Regions from separate parts of the Homo sapiens genome. Here region 2 is linked to region 1. Evidence: chromatin contacts called from ENCODE Hi-C or POLR2A ChIA-PET data. All regions are on one chromosome and are shown on one strand. Each heading gives the region's core, a stretch centred on a gene start or an enhancer-like site at or near the end of the contact. The rest is flanking DNA. Distances are from core to core; before and after follow the strand shown.

Evidence for each region. A loop is a pair of places that touch in the nucleus more often than their neighbours do. ChIA-PET counts read pairs that join two places held with the same protein, here RNA polymerase II (POLR2A). Pooled maps may share reads with other maps.
Region 2: a loop to region 1 is called in a map of adrenal gland, with 1.9 times the contacts of the local background. The contact joins two enhancer-like sites. A Hi-C loop is called at or near these places in 1 of 168 maps with a recorded cell type or tissue (adrenal gland) and 4 of 50 pooled maps. POLR2A ChIA-PET finds 5 or more read pairs at or near these places in 6 of 52 experiments (A673, H1, Panc1 and 3 more).

The regions. Positions count from the first base shown.
Region 1 is chr14:103,498,991-103,501,774 of GRCh38, forward strand. It overlaps MARK3 (microtubule affinity regulating kinase 3), which reads left to right. Exons shown (of 18, transcript NM_001128918.3): 17 at 1,166-1,210. Among named protein-coding and RNA genes, the nearest start is that of CKB, 22 kb to the right of the region's middle. Within about 2 kb of position 1,366, at least 9 of the 41 ENCODE cell types and tissues checked have a DNase peak (open chromatin) inside an H3K27ac peak, as active enhancers do.
Region 2 is chr14:103,433,712-103,436,495 of GRCh38, forward strand. All of the region lies in intron 3 of MARK3 (microtubule affinity regulating kinase 3), which reads left to right. Among named protein-coding and RNA genes, the nearest start is that of MARK3, 50 kb to the left of the region's middle. Within about 2 kb of position 1,325, at least 3 of the 41 ENCODE cell types and tissues checked have a DNase peak (open chromatin) inside an H3K27ac peak, as active enhancers do.

The sequences.
Region 1 (2,784 bases), core at 116-2,615:
CAAGCATAAAATTCAAAGCTACAGCCTCATTTGATTTGGCTTTTTCAGAAATTAAAATGTGAACAGCTGCGTAGCAGAAATGTTTTAATATTTTCAGAGTTGAAAGCCACTTTCCAGCAACCACTGAAGAAAGAGTATCTCATTATTTTTACTTAAAGCACTACAGAAAGTGGTGTTCTGATTTTATTAATATTTTTTAGGCCAGGCATGGTGGCTTATGCCTGTAATCCCAGCACTTTGGGCGGATCACTTGAGCCCAGGAGTTCAAGACCATCCTGGACAACATGGCAAAACCCCGCCTCTACAAATAATATAAAAATTAGCCGGGCATGGTGGCACGCATCTGTGGTCCCAGCTACTCAGGAGGCTGAGGCAGGAGGATCACCTGAGCCCTGGGAGGTCAAGGTTGCAGTGAGCCATGATCATGCCACTGTGCTCCAGCCTAGGGGAGTGAGACCCTGCCTCAAAAAAGAAAAACATATTTTTTGATGGTGATAATCAAGAAACCAAAAATATTGCTTTCTTAATGCACACATGAGGCAGGAAATCTTTCCTGAAGGGCTACATTGTACCTGTGCCTCTCAAGTCACCAGAAGGCCAAGCTGCAGGTCAAAACTGCGGGAAAAGCACTTTCTTCCTGTTGGCAGTTCCATTCTATTATTATTTTTTAATTGATCTTCCCACTTGTCTGATTTTTCCTTGGACAGAACAGGTAATAACTGAATATAGAATCCAGCTGATAGCCTCATTGGCTTTTAATTGGAAACCCATTATACTGTGTGGCACAATTAGAAAGTGAGAATAACCCCATTCTGAGGCCGAGTGTGCTCAGGCTGAAGAGCCAGCAGGAGTGCCCGCTGTGCGTGCGTGGTGTGCGGTGTGTGCAGTGTGCAGCGTGCAGCGGTATGGCATGCAATGTGTGTGATGTATGCAGTGTGCAGCATGGAGCTGGCCCCTGTGCACACCCCTGCAGCCTTGTGGAAGAAGGTAGCGCTGGCTCAGTCAAATGAGAGGAAGAGTTTTCATAAGCCCGGCTGGTGTTTAAAACGTGTTTTGGCTTTGTTCATTTTATGGTGTTGGTGTTGGTATTGGTGGTCATGTACTGGCATGTAAGATTTCTTTTCTCTTTCCCTCTTCTCTCTGCTTCTACATTCTGTTCATTGAGGCTTCCAACTGAATATGAGAGGAACGGGAGATATGAGGGCTCAAGGTGAGGGAAATGATTTTTACTTAAAATTTTTTTCAGGTGTTTACTTCATTTCTGTGGCAGAGGCGACTATTTTCTGAATGTTCCCTACTGTATTCCTGCTGTCTCTGTAGGAGTTACGTAGAGAGGGTGGCCACAAGGGGGCGCCAGCCTGCCATGAGCACCGTCCAGATCCAGCTTGGCCTCCGCTCTACATTTGTGTTTGTGTTCAAAGCACGGCGAGGCCTTCAGCCTTCCTGCCTGGGCGTTAACAGCCTTTGGAGGTCTGGGTTGGGTAGCAGTGCTCAGAGAAATAAGCCCTCAGTTCATCACTGACCCCTCACATGGTTCTCTTCACAAGGAATAAAAGCAAAGTACTTAATAGAATGTCCATATTTCAAACTAGATATGTTTTCTTCTAAGAATGGTGATTATATAGTTGAGTGTTTTGCTTTTCTTTTTTTTTTTTCTGAGACACGGTGTCGCTCTGTCACCCAGTCTGGAGTGTAGTGGCGTGATCAGGGCTTACTCGAGTTCCCAGGCTTATGCGATCCTCCCACCTCAGCCTCCTGAGTATCTGGAACCACAGGCACTGCCACCATGCTGGCTAATTTTTGTATTTTCTGTAGAGATGGGGGTCTCGCCATGTTGGCCGGGCTGGTCTCAAACTCCTAGGCTCAAGTGAACCTCCCACCTCAACCTCCCAAAGTGCTGGGATGACAGACATGAGCCCCCGCACCCAGCCTTGCTTTTCCATTTTGTATAGTTATCATTGCATGGATTTGAGGGGAGGCAATCACCAGGTAGCCTTAGGACTCTATGTCCCTTGTTCTAGGTCTCTTCCACTTGTGCCCTTTTTTTATGCCAGTCACCAGCAGGCTATTTCAGGTCCTCATTCACCGTTTGTCCTTTTGGTCTTTCTAAAAGCCCGCTTCTGGTCATATGACCTTTCTGAATTAAAACCTTCAGTGACCTCCACTATTTCACCTGGCCACGTCCCTGCGAGGCCCTGAGTGGCGTGGTCCAGGCTGCCCCAGCAGCCCCAGCTCTGCTGCCCCATCAAGGCAGAGCACTAGGGTGAGTGCCAGGCAGCATTCCCTCTCCAGGCCTACCCATCCCAGCCAGGAGCAGGCTCTAGATCCTGGTTTGTTTCCCCACCCATAATAGGAAGGTGACATAATAGGACCTACGTGGGCATCAAGTAAGTTGGGGCCTGACCACCACAAGTGCTCATTAAGTGCCACCAGCTGTTGTGGGGGTGATGACACTGTGCCTCCAGTTCCACTCAGTCTGTGTACTTTATTATGCCACAGACACATCCTGTACTTTCCTACCTCCCCTTTGGCTGTGATCCCCTCTACTCAAAACAAACACTCTTCCCTATCTTCATTGCATTTTGTTGAAATCCCATGGCTCTTCATAGCTCTCCTCAGATGCAGGCCCACCCCCACCCGTGCTGTTTCCTCCTTGTCTCATCCTGCCTGTCACGTTCTCCTGCTCGGCGGGCTCCACCTCTTCTGCTGCCCTCTAGGAGATGGCCAGCCTTTCCTGTGCTGCCACTGTTGTCTCACCTTACAGTCTTCCTGGCTCCAGATGAG
Region 2 (2,784 bases), core at 75-2,574, 65 kb before region 1:
TTTGGGAAATTAGCTGTTATCTCCTTTTCTTCTGATTTCTAGGAAGGTCAGATAACAACTTAATTTAGGTTTGGGAATGTGGAATCTTAGCAGGGATTACTCCATTTTTAATTTTAACCTGGTTTCCTGGGGCCTAATGCAGGAGTTTAGTCCCAAACAATGGCTTCCTATAATTTTTATTTAACAATTCTTCCCTTTTGGTCAGGCTTTCACCTAGGTAAGAGTGTAACCAAAACCTAGGATATCCCTGCTGTTCTCAGTTGCCATCATTTTGAGTTTCCCGTTTCAGCATGCCGTTGACAGGGTGTTCTCATTATCGTGTGTTTCTTTTGAGTTTTTGTTGTTCTAGCCAGAGAGAACCATTTGACATCTGATAGGTGGCTACATGGAGACACTTAACACTCTGGGAGGATACAGCGTACCAGAGAGACTACCATTATGACTATCATGAGGATCACACCAAGCATTTAGAGTATGCTCCTAAGCCAGGGTTTTTATGAACCAAATCAACTAAAATTGTATAGCCAAACAAGGAGTCTGCCAATTTTAACCAAGTTGTCCGCTCTACCATACCCAAATCGCAACGAGAAGTGTCATGAACTGCACAGATTCCTCCATGTTTAGTAGGCATCCCAGCATTCCGTGACCGGGCTAAGTATAAAGCAGGGAGTGCAAGTTACCCACAGAAGCTACTGACTGTGAAATTTTAGCTACAGCATGATCCTGCCAAACTGAAAGAGGTAGGCATTAGTAAGGAAAAATTAAGAGGGGCAAAAGCATTGTTATGAAGTCTTGTTATTATGACAGTCTTGGGAAAAGCTGTCCATAGCATGCAGTCCACAACTTCTCGTCCTGGTTCGCAGTTTGAATGTCTCTGGTTGTGGCATCTGGCATTCTGGTGAATTCTCTGTGTGGCCTACACATCAGGCATGAGACTCGAAATTTACATCAAGCTGTCAGCTTTGGTTTATAGGGCTTCTGAAATTGAGCAGCTCATTCTTCATTGGCAAGTTGTAGCCAGATATTAAAGAAAACTAGAAGAATTCAGAATCTAGTTCAGTCAGGAATAATCTTATCAGGTCATTTCTGGAAGTCAATTCTGTGAATTAATATTTTAGCAGCGTTTTTTGCTTCTAATTTCAAATTGGAAGGTATAGGGTTATTCATTGTGCCCCTCAAGCCTGGTCCACTCCGATACCCCTCAAGCACCAGACACCTACCCAGGAAGAGGGAGGCTGTTTTCTTTTTAAAGCTAGTATTTGCTTTGGAGCCACTGTTAGTGCTTAGAGCTCTGTAGCAGTAGCAGTAGTGGCCTTTTTTGGCGTCCTAGGGAATCTTGGTCATGGGATGTAGCAGGGAAACTTATAATTTGAAAGCAAGGAGAACCAGTTCATGCTTTTCATGTGGTCTGTCGTGTAATGACTTTTACTGCTGCCACCACTGGGTTATTTTGGGCACTGTTGATTTAGTTTTCTTAAGCCAGTACTTTTCAACCCTTCTTGTGCATTAGAAACATTTGTGGAGTTTGAAAAAAGCATATTTCCTTCACAGTACTTTCCTCCCTAGAGGTCCTATCTTGGCGGGTCTAGAAATGTGGTGATCTCAGTACACACCCCAGATGAGAATGGCTCCTAGTCTGTCTTCACTTCCCCCAAAGTTCTTAATTTCTCTCTTCTTCCAATTTTACTTATTTTTATTTATTTATTTATTTTTTTGAGACGGAGTCTCGCTCTGTCACCCAGGCTGGAGTGCAGTGGTGCGATCTCAGCTCACTGCAAGCTCTGCCTCCTGGGTTCACGCCATTCTCCTGCCTCAGCCTCCCGAGTAGCTGGGACTACAAGCACCCGCCACCACGCCCGGCTAATTTTTTGTATTTTTAGTAGAGATGGGGTTTCACCGTGTTAGCCAGGATGGTCTCAATCTCCTGACCTCATGATCTGCCCGCCTTGGCCTCCCAAAGTGCTGGGATTACAGGCGTGAGCCACCACGCCCGGCCTATTTATTTTTTATTGATTGAGTGATTGATTGATGGGGTCTTGTCCTGTTGCCCAGGATGGAAGGTAGCAGCAAGACCAGAGCTCACTGCAGCCTGGAATTCCTGGGCTCAAGTATCTTTCCACCTCAGCCTCCTGAGGTAGCTGGGACTATAGGCGCGCACCACCACACCCAACTAAAGTAACCTATTTTATTTATTTATGAGACGGAGTCTCCCTCTGTTGGCCAGCCTGGAGTGCAGTGGTGCCATCTCGGCTCACTGCAACCCCTGCCTCCCGAGTTCAAGTGATTCTCCTGCCTCAGCCTCCCAAGTAGCTGGGATTACAGGCACCCGCTGCCACACCCAGCTAATTTTTGTATTTTTAGTAGAGACAGGGTTTCACCGTGTTAGCCAGGCTGGTCTCGAACTCCTGACCTCAAGTGATCCACCCGCTTCAGCCTCCCAAAGTGCTGAATTACAGGTGTGGCCACCGTGCCCGGCAAAGTAACCTATTTTAAAGATGACCCCTTCCCCAAATATTCTAAGTTTCATAGACAGCTGCTACTGCCACTGCCACTGCTGAATATTTTCTCCCTCTCTGGAACTCTTCCTAGGAATGCCTTAGTACCCAGTTCCTGGCCTCCTTTCTCTATTGGGTGAAGCACAAGTTATTTTGGAAATCCTTTTCATTGAACAACTCTTTTCATCTTTTTCTTTTCTTTCTTTTTTTTTTTTTTCCAACTATCTTTCTCTTTCATTTTCTTATATTGACTTTTCAGGCCATTAACAAAAGTAGTAACCACTGTAAA